Regions from separate parts of the Homo sapiens genome. Here region 2 is linked to region 1. A link is an interaction called in ENCODE POLR2A ChIA-PET data of the cell type or tissue named here. Cell type or tissue: PC-3. All regions are shown on one strand. Each heading gives the region's core, and the rest is flanking DNA. Links, peaks and the distances in the headings are about the cores only. Region 1 holds the start of KRTAP29-1 (keratin associated like protein 29-1). Region 2 overlaps LOC105371776 (a long non-coding RNA gene).

What was found. Peaks named below come from ENCODE experiments on the same cell type or tissue, not always from the same donor. Only the 100,000 strongest peaks of a DNase experiment are listed, where the experiment ranks them.
Region 2: POLR2A ChIA-PET joins it to region 1 with 13 read pairs; 5 of 35 experiments call an interaction of 5 or more read pairs at or near these places.

What each region holds. Positions count from the first base shown.
Region 1 is chr17:41,298,304-41,303,691 of GRCh38, reverse strand. KRTAP29-1 (keratin associated like protein 29-1) reads left to right here and starts at 841. Exons shown (of 1, transcript NM_001257309.1): 1 at 841-1,866. The coding sequence starts at 841. The coding sequence ends at 1,866. In PC-3, for the core only: no CTCF peak of the experiment used is centred there; no DNase peak of the experiment used is centred there.
Region 2 is chr17:40,807,564-40,812,951 of GRCh38, reverse strand. LOC105371776 (a long non-coding RNA gene) reads right to left here. Exons shown (of 4, transcript XR_934753.2): 2 at 3,636-3,803; 3 at 2,305-2,389. Among named protein-coding and RNA genes, the nearest start is that of KRT10-AS1, 8.9 kb to the left of the region's middle. In PC-3, for the core only: no CTCF peak of the experiment used is centred there; a DNase peak (open chromatin) is centred at 2,281; H3K4me3 peaks cover 1,045 bases; H3K27ac peaks cover 1,253 bases.

The DNA.
Region 1 (5,388 bases), core at 253-5,252:
TTCTTCTTTTCTGTTCTAAAAAAATCTTGAGAGGAACCAATTTGGGGGAGATTTTAAGCTTCCTAAAAGGGCCAATGAAGTTTTATATTTTAATCTTAACTTTGTTTTAAACCTGGTTTCTTCTTTATTTATTACTTTTTTTTAGTTTTGCCACTTCTAACATAGTGATGACAATTATACTTACTGAAGTCATTGTGAGGATCCAGTGAAAAATGCAGCCAAGGACTTGATCTAGTAACTATGCAATAAATGAAAGCCATTTCTATTGTTATTATTAGTAATAGTACTAGTAAACAAGTTTCAGGAATGATAAATGGGAAGGTTTTAAAAAGAGGTAGAGGCACTTAAGTGTCCCTGGGTTCCTTGGACTAATTTTCCATTTCCCGTCTTGACATCCTCTCCCCAAACTGGGTCAAGGCTTCATTTCTGATTGAATGGTGCAAAGCTGCATTCCTGGAGGAACAGCAGGGCCACTCTGGCTTGGCAGAGGCCTCCTGATGAAAGGTTAGTGCCAGGAAAGGCCTGCTTCAGTGAGGCTGGAGAGCAACCTGTAAAAGAGACAGCTCATCCAAGAGCAGGAGCAGTGTCAACGAATCCAAATGCAGCGCAGAAAACTCCCGACTCAACAGACACCTTTTCAAAGTTGAAACATCTCCCAGGCTCCTGAAGCCTGCTAATCAGATGTTTGCATGCAAATGAGTAAAAACAATAACAAGGAAAGATGCTGCATGGCGTGCCAACACCCCTAGTGAAGGACTATAAAAGCCCCTCTGTATCGGATGTCTTTCCAATGCAGGTATACTGAGCTTGCAACTTCCCAGCAAGGTCAGCACCAGCACCATGGCAGACGGCTGTTGTCCTGGAAACACCACAGCCATTCCAGCTGTGCCCACCATCACCACATACCCAGTTAAAGGTGGATTTCGACATGCTCTCTGTTTGCCTAGTTCCTGCCACAGCAGAATGTGGCAACTGGTCACATGCCAAGAAAGCTGTCAGCCATCCATTGGTGCCCCAAGTGGCTGTGATCCTGCTTCGTGTCAACCTACCCGCCTTCCAGCAACGTCTTGTGTGGGTTTTGTTTGCCAACCTATGTGCTCCCACGCAGCCTGCTATCAGTCTGGCACTGGTCAGTCTCCTTGTCTGGTTAGCTCATGTCAGCCATCCTGCTCGGAATCTACTTGTTGTCAGGAAAAGTGCTGCGATGCCAGTCCCTGCCAGCAAAGCTCCTGCCAGGAATCTGTCTGCATGTCTGGATCATGTCAGGCAGCTTGTGGCCAATCAGTCTGCTGTGATGCTGGATCCTGCCAGCCATCCTGCTCTGAAGTGACCTCCTGTCCGGAAACTTCTTGCCTACCAACCATCTGTACAGCTAGTCCATGCCAACCAACTTGGTGCCAAGGAAGTTCATGTCAACCCGTCAGTGGTGAAGGCCAGCCCTGTAAATCAACTTATTATCAACCCATCTGCTATATTTTCAAGCCTTGCCAATCAGCCCTCTACATGCCTGTTCCCTGCCAGCCATCGACTTGTGTGTTCAGTTCTTGCAATACTACTTGCTGTGTGCCTTCCCATTGCCAGCCACCTCACTGCCAACTGGTTCCTTCCACATGCTTCATCTACCAGCCAGTGGCTAACTGCCAGGCCCCTTGTTCCACAAAGAACTGTTGCAAACCAGCTTCTTGTGACACTGTGATTTCTGGCCAACCAACTTGTGATGGACCCCCTTCCTATAACCAGAGTGGCTGCAAATCAGCTTGCTGTGTGACTGGTTTAGGCACATCACCCAGTAGTGGCTCCAATTGCTTGCCGACTTCATGCCAACCCAGCTGTGAGTCCAGCTTCTGCAAGGCAACACTTTGTTAATGGAGCCCTCTTCACACCTCCTCTGAGGGTCTGCGGCTGTCTATAAATGCATAGCCATCCCTGGGTGCCTGCCTCCCACCGAGTACAAATGCTGCCTGCTTTCTAACTTTACCCTGATTCCACCTTCACATTCTCTCCAGGTGCTGACCAGGGAACTTGTCCAGGCACGAAGAGATCCTTCTTAACCGAGAATAACCTTTCAGCAACCATGGACTACCACACTGCTGCTTGCATTTCCTGATGATGTCAATTCATTTCACTTTAGCAAACCCTCTCTTGTTTCTCTTTCTTGATGCTGCCTGGTCTTTCAGAAGACCTCGTTGCTGCCAGCTGCTAATAAAAATGTGACTGGTTAAGTATAATAAATAAGACTCCTGGAGTGCTTTCATTCCTACACACACCTCTATGTAGATTTCCTTCAGGTCACATTTGAACACAATGAGCCTGAGTCATCTAAGTCAGTGGGTCTGCATTGGTCTGCAAGGGTAGCTAGTGTCTAGGATTATAGATTCTCCAGCTGGACGAGAGTAAGGGCAAACAGTTCACTGGCTTCCAAAATTTTCACCACCAAGAGTTCTTTTGAGCTGAGTGGGCTCATTTTCCCTATAGTGAGTAGACAGGAAGCCAACAACAAAAATGGTTCTGGAAAGCCACAGATGAAAACAAACATGAGGTATTGGCCATAGAGAATAGCTTAGGGTTAATTCATTTAAGATTCTTTTTTTTTTTTTTTTTTTTTTGACACAGAGTTTCACTCTTGTTGCCCAGGCTGGAGTGCAAGAGCGTGATCTCGGCCCACCGCAACCTCTGCCTCCTGGGTTCAAGCGATTCTCCTGCCTGGGACATTGTGTCAGCTGGCTAAGGAGAAATATTCATAGGATCCCTTTGTATTATCATAGAGCAGGCAATGAAGGGTGTACCTGTAGGTGAGCAGCAATAATTTGGTAACTAGCAAACAAATCTTCATAGTTCACATTTTTCTGTCACTGAGGTATACTTTGGATCTGTAGAGAGACTATTAATTGTTTTATCCCCAGTTTTAGAATCACAAGGGTCGTAGTCTTGAAAGAAGGTTCTGGGTCAAAAAAGAGGGGGATGGCCATAAGAACAAAATCTAGCACCTGAACATGGAAGGGTCCAGGTGGAGAATTTCTACCTGCAGTTGAATTGACTAATGTCAGCACTGAATCTCTTCTTGAATTGAATTCAAGAAGCATTGAATGCTTCTTGAATCCCTAGATATAGGTGGGCTTATCATTTCAACAGTTCAAGTAGCTAGATCTGTTCTAGTCTTCTAATGGGTATTTTCCTTTTATTTCTAACTATGTATGGGTATTGCCTTCAGTACCTTTTCTACCCACACACATGCACACACATATAGATGCATACAGGTACACACACACACACTCAGATACAGATGCACACACATACATGCACACACACACTCACACACAGACACACACCACATTTCAACTTAGTTGTATGGCTGCACTTAAGGTTGATTTATTTGCTCCATGATTTACAATTGCCTATAAAACATGCCTAGCCAAACCTGAGTAAAGTGCACTAAAAGACTGATTTTAGCATTTTAGCCTTCCCCATCTAACTGGCCCAGCTGATATCACCCTCTTGTTCCCCCCTGCCCTTTGGATGACTCCTGTCCCAGTTTAAATGGTTGGACTTCTGTCCTTATGTCTTTATGACCAGTGCCCTGACTTTCTCCCAGATCGGGCCTTCTCCCCAACCCGAGGAGGGACCTTAGGATCTGCTCATAAACTTACCTGATGGTCACTGGCTGAGCATCTCTCGTTCCAGTCCTCTCAATCACTGTGATTTGAGGTTCTCAGTAGTTAAATAGGTCTTGCCAATATGTGTGGGACATTCTAAAAAAAACCTTACAGATGAAGGAAAACTAACCAAAAGAGCCCGGGAATAATGAGACATCAAGGTCACTGAAGGACAAGAGTATGGGCATTTGCCTTATGACCTGCTTGGAAATGCAACTCAGAGGAGGACTTCTATGGTGGTGGTGAGGAAAAAGCACTAGACCACGGCTCAAAGGAGAAGGCTTGAGTTGCATCCTGGCCACTTATTTACTGTATGACCTTATGTAACACCAGGGTGCTAATCTATAACACGAAGAAGTTAGTTTATTCTACCTCTGAGGGCTCATTTATTTACATGATCTTGTGAGTTTGTTGATGTGTTCTGTGAGGTTCTAAATATTCTCAAACTGATTAAAACTGAAGCCTCTTGTACTTCTGGAACTGATGGGGAAGAGATTTGGAAGGATATCTTTTTAGTATGCCATAAAATAAGAAATGTGATTGACTAATTTTGAGGTCCAAAAAGAAAATTAGAAACAAAAAGGAGGAGGGGGAGAGAGGGAACTTGATATCACAAAGGAAGTGCCATGGATGGAATGTCTCCCAGAAACGATCTTTGGGTGGACACCCTGTGCAAAACCTCTCTTGAGACATGAATGGAACTTCACGGAAGATGAATCCTTAAGTAAGCCTGTGAAAGAATTCTCAAAAGTATTATTTCTCAGAGATTTCAAAATTAAAATAACAATTACATATTACTTTACAGGTATTAGATTTGCAAAAAATAGAGTGCTATATCAGAGCCCAGCAAACTTATCCTGTAAAGGGACAGATATACATAATTTAGGCTTTGTGGGGCACATGGTCTCTGTTGCAACTACTGAATTTTGCCGTTGTATCATTGCATTATATCATTACATTTATAGACAATATGTAAGCAAATGAGTGTGGCTGGGTTCTAATAAAACTTTGTAAAAACAGGCTGGGGCTCTGTTTGGCTCATGGTGAGACGGGAAGAGTTTCCTTGTTCCCCTCGCAGGGCGTGCAACGGGGGCGTGGCTCGCTTCTTCCGTGCCCCACTGCTCACACTTCTAGGGGAAGCATGCAGATGGGCAGGCTTTGGGGCTCTGACCCCACGGCAGCGTCTAGGGGTGAGTGTTTACAGCTGAAGCCCCAGTGGGTGTGTGTACAGGGTACTCTTTCAGTTTAGCCTCCGTCCATAGATGGGTTGTGTTAGTTAGCTCAATTAGACCCCCTGCCTTATGGCAAGGACAGAGGGCTTTCTGTATCCCAGGGTTTCCTGCCTTGTTGTACTGGAGGAATCGGATCACACATGGGCTTGGAGAATGAGTGCAAGGTTTTATTGAGTGGAAGTAGCTCTCAGCAGACGGGGGAGCCAGAAGGGGGATGGAGTGGGAAGGTGGTTTTCCCCTGGAGTTGGGCTGCTCAGCCAGGCTTCCCTCATCCCGCCCCCGACAAACTCACTATGGTTCCCCCTGTCGATGGCCTGCCGTCCTGCTGGCGTCTGCCGCTGCCTGTCGGTGTGCTCTTCTGACGATTTGCTCCTCTCGGATGTCCAGCTGCCTGTGTCTCTTCCCACTAGGCACAGGATGAGGGCGTGGTGGGCCAGGGTGGTTTTGGGAAATGCAACGTTTGGGCACAAAAACAGAAATGCCTGTTCTTATTCATTCAGAAA
Region 2 (5,388 bases), core at 76-5,075, 490 kb after region 1:
CCGCCAAACTGTTGTCCAGAGAAGCTGTACCATTTTATATTGCCACCAGCAATAAATGGGAGAGCAAATTTTTCTGCATCCTCATCAGTATTTGGCATTATCAGTATTTTTCTAATAGGTATGTACTTATAGCTCACTGAAGTTTAATTTGCATTTCCCTAATGGAAAATATGCTGAATAGCTTTTCTTTTTATTTTCTTTTTTTTCTCTCTCTTTTTTCTTGTTTTGAGACAGAGACTTTCTCTGGCGCCCAGGCTGGAGTGCAGTGGAGCAATCTCAGCTCACCGCAACCTCTGCCTCCCAAGTTCAAGTGATTTTCCTACCTCAGCCTCCTGAGTAGCTGGGATTACAGGCATGCGCCACCATGCCCAGCTAATTTTTGTATTTTTAGTAGAGATGAGGTCTCACCATGTCAGCCAGGCTGGTCTCAAACTCCTGACCTCAGGTGATCCACCCACTTCAGCCTCCCAAAGTGTTGGGATTACAGGCGTGAGCCACTGTGTCTGGCCTGAACAGCTTTTCATGTGGCTATTTGCCATCCGTATCTCCTCTTTGGTGAAACATCTGCTCATGTATTTTGATCATTATATAGCCCATTTGTATTTCATTGTGTTCTTTTCACTTAGGATTACTTTGGCTATTCATGATCTTCATCGGTCCCATATGAATGTTAGAATAGTTTCTTCTAGTTCTGTGAAAAATTACATTGGTGATTTGATAGGAATAGCATTGAACCTGTAGTTCGTTTTGGGCAGTATGGTCATTTTAACAATATTGACCCAATATCATTATTCACCCAATCCATGAGCATATGATGTTTTTCCATTTGTTTGTGTCATCTATTGAAAGTCACCGTCAAAATAATTTTAAAAAGCCAAAGACTGGGAGAAAATAGTCACAAAAATACAAATCTTATAAAGGACTGGCATATAGAATATAAATATAAAAAACTACAACTCAATAACAAGAAAAAAACCACAAACCAATTAAAAAATGGACAAAAGATTTGAACTGATACTTTATCAAAGAAGAGATACAAATGGCAAATAAGCACACAAAGAAGATGCTTGACATCATTAGACATTAGGGAAATACAAATTCTAAACATACCACTATACAACTATTAGAATGACTCAAAAAAAATTTTTTGATGGACAATACCAAGTGCAAGTAGGGATTCTGAGCAACTGGAACCCTCATATATTGCTAGTGGGAATGCAAAATTATAGTTTGGCAGTTTGTCATCGTGTTAAACATAGACTTAACATACAATCTAGCAATCTCACTCATAGACATTTATCCAACTGAAATAAAAATATCTACATAAAGACCTATGAGGAAAATTTAGAGCAGCTTTATTCATAATCATGAAATCTGAAAATAGCCCAAATGCCCATAAACTAGTGAATGGAAAAAAATATGGTACACCCATATATGAAATGCTACAAAAGAAACAGACCACATTACATCTTGAAATTCAAAAGCATTATGCTAAGTGAAAGATGCTAGACTCAGAAGGCTATATGTTATAGCTCATTGATATGAAATTCAAGGAAAAGTCAAACTAGAGAGCTAAAAACAGATCAGAGATTGTCAGAGGGTAAAGGGAGTGTGTTTACCACAAAGAGGTACAAGAGGATTTTTTGGAATGATGGAAGTATTCTCATATTCTCTGTTTTGTTTATGGTGGCCATTGTACAACTGAATTTGTTTGTCAAAATTAATTGAACTATACACCAAAAAAAGGTAAATTTTACTTTATGCACATTAAACCTCAATAAACCTGACTTTTAAAAAAAAATGAAAATTAAAAACAGCAATTGAACATTTAGCTTTTTATTTTTCTAGTGTGGTCAGTTTCTGCTGTATTTTCAGCTCCAAAAAAAGCTTGTACTCTGAGGACTAAAGAGCATGAAAATTTCTTTATAGCAAAAAAAAAAAATAGCACAGGTAAATAATTTCCTTATAATGGATTTTTTAATGAACAAACTTTGTGAATCATATTCTTAATCTATAGAACCAACGGATTAATTAAAGTTGAACCATAGCCTGCCTGTAATCACACGTTTATATTTGTGCAGCCTGTTATTAGAAAGAAAAGATGGAGGTGTCATAACGCACAACCTTTAAAACTCCTGCTTCTCCTGGAATGTTGTTTTGGTAGTTGGTTTGGGAATGTGAATGAGTAATGTTTGGACAACTGGGTTACTTATGGTGGGAAGAGTTAAAAGGAGTTGGTATGTAATCGCTACTTGATGCCAAGCCAAAAGAAATATAGAAACTCACGGCAATGTCTCCTCTCACCTAGGTGTATCCTCACCCTTCTACGCTCCATGGTGATCTTCCTGCCAAGATTTTTCTCCAATCAAAAGTCCATCTTCCACTTTCTCTTTGGAAAAAGAATGCGTAACAGTCTCACTACTGCCCATCACCTATTCCCTTTCACTGACATCTCCCCAAGCCCAACTATCATTTTCTGCCTTTAAAAAATAACTGGAATTTATATAAATCAATCCAACGCCTATCATAGACCTTGGTTCACAGTATGCATTAAAATATGTATTGGTTGATCATTCCTTCTGCAGTGTCAAGCACTGTGCCAGGCAACAGTGATTAAAAATAATGAATGAAACCCAGTCCTTGCCTTCAAAGAACTCAGAAGTAGAAATAGATGTACAACTACACAGACATGGTAGAAAGCACTACACAGAAGTAAGCCCAGGTTGCCATGGGAGCTTGACAATGCAATAGTCCTCCCTGTACAATTGAGATGACCTCTAGCAACCTATGCCTTCCAAAATGTCTACAGGTAATCTACATACACATTCAAATTAAACTTTCTATTATTTCACTGTTTTTTCATCTGCCCTGTCAGTAGAGCTGATTACCTTCTGCAAAAATGGGGACAAAGACTAAGATATCACATCTTGGCAGGAACACCATGCTTTACAGTATTTATTTGTGGAAACTGTGTTAAGAGGGGAAAAATGAAATAAGCACACTGGAATTTCCACTCTGTTCTAATTATGGAAAGCCATTTAAACAGTGATAAGACTCTATTGTTCATAAACACTACTTAGAATTATAATTATCTCCATGTGCGGGATACTGTGTTATGCGGTCAGGACATACCAAAGTATGTCAAGAAGTAGTATAGAAGAACAGTGTAACACTGTGTGTGTGCACAGATCTTTGCAATTCTCAATATACTTACACCTCTATGTAGAAATCATCTTCAGAACAACCTGGGGACATATGCAGGGTTCAGAAATATGTAATGATTTCCCCAAGGTCTCATGGATAGCAGCTGGCAGACCTAGGTCTTATATGTGGGATTTCTGATTTCAAGCCTAGAGCTCCTTCCTCTAGAGCAGTGATTACTAGACATTTCTTATTACAGTAAAAACATTTGAGTATGCACCCCCAAGATGTCCATATTTATTTTAAAATTATATAAAATATATGTATGTGTATATATACTATCAGATAGCTCAATGCACAACATGTATTTAGCATAAAGACTGTAGACCCAAATCCTTATTTTAAATAATCTTTTTGAGAACTCCAAATTTTATCAGCTGATTTCTTGTGGAATATAATACCACCATTATGATGATTATTGTATTATATTTTACCCAATAATGTGGCTGGCAAAGAACTCTTAACAGAAGTGGAAGTGTCAGCTGTCCCATTTTTTTGTTCTTCAATCATGCTTTCATGATTCTGTTATCTTCCAGTTGCTGTTTCTTTGCTGTTTCTGGTGGGGAGGGGGGATTCGCTCCATTAAAAGCAGCAATACAATCCTGAAATACAATGGACATAAACTGCAATGTCACAGTGCATTGCAAGCAAATGAAGATGTCACTATCCACTTCTCTACATTGTGGGGTGAACATTCTTTTCTCAGAATATCTTTTGAGCTGATTGAGAAGAGAGATTGACATAAAGATAAAATCAGAATGCCAATGTCATTCTTATATTAAATATGAGTTTAGTTTAATTCTTACTTTCTAATACAAAAACTTAAATAGAAGTTCTGACACCCTCTTCCTCCCACCCAGTGGGTTGCCTGCATCTCCTAAAAGTACATACTTTACTTGGAGACCAGTGCTCTGTAGTGCTTAGCCCTGCTCCTTCCTATATTTTGCCAGTAGTTCTGACTTACATTCCTTTTTTATAGCAAATATTTTGATTCACCCCCTTTACTATTGAGAAATGAAATTCATAGGTAATATATCCTTCCAACACACAGTTTATCCTAGTATACGGAGGAGGAGCAGGGGTGGGTACTATAAATATCACATGTACAAAACATATACTTATCACTTCTGTGTTTCATATATACATTTTTATATATCATATATAGAAACTGGCCGGGCATGGTGGCTCACACCTGTAATCCCAGCACTTTGGGAGGCTGAGGCGGGCAGACCATGAGGTCAGGAGTTTGAGACCAGCCTGGCCAACATGGTGAAACCCCATCTCCACCAAAAATATAAAAATTAGCCAGGTGTGGTGGCACATGCCTGTAATCCCAGCTACTCAGGAGGCTGAGGCAGGAGAATTGCTTGAACCCGGGAGGCGGAGGTTTCACTGAGCTGAGAGCACACCATTGCACTCCAGTCTGGGCAACAAGAGCAAGACTCCGTCTCAAAGAAAAAAAAAGAAAAGAAGATAAAGAAACTATGCATGGGAAGTTTATATTATCTATGATTATAATCTATAGTGTGTAGAAAGGTTAATGATAGATGTAAAAGAAAAACAGAAGGAAAGATAACTTGTAATAAAATTATTTGCATTTCAATATGGAAATGTTCGAGTATGATTGTACCAGAAGATGTAATGAAGTAGTCAAATGATTGCATCTATATGCAAAACCAGCGAGAATGCAAAAAGGTACAAATGAAGAGAGACTGATAAACGTGGGCACATCACTGACTTAAATACAATGAGCAGCAATGTTGTTGGTGATGGGATTTTTTAAACAACCCTTGATCAAATTCTGGGCAAAATAAGCTTAAGTACAATCTTCCTTGATTTATACAGCAATTACATTCCTAAAAAAATTCAGTTACAACTTTGCACACACACAAAAAAAAACTTTGTGTTTTTACATAACTTAGAACTCGTTTCCAGATTCAGGTAATTATAAACAGGTTTTTCACTTTCATGAATAGCTCATGGTTCAAAAGTCATGTGGAACACAGGACAATTCCTTGATGTCCAGGACTGTATCATGCATTTCATTATGTCTGGCATCCCTCCCCGACCCCAAATGCCAGCAACAACCCCTATCATTATGATGACCACATGTGTACACATTCACACATAGACACACACACTTCCAAAATATGCCCTCAGCAGCAGTACCCCTTGCACAGAGATTGA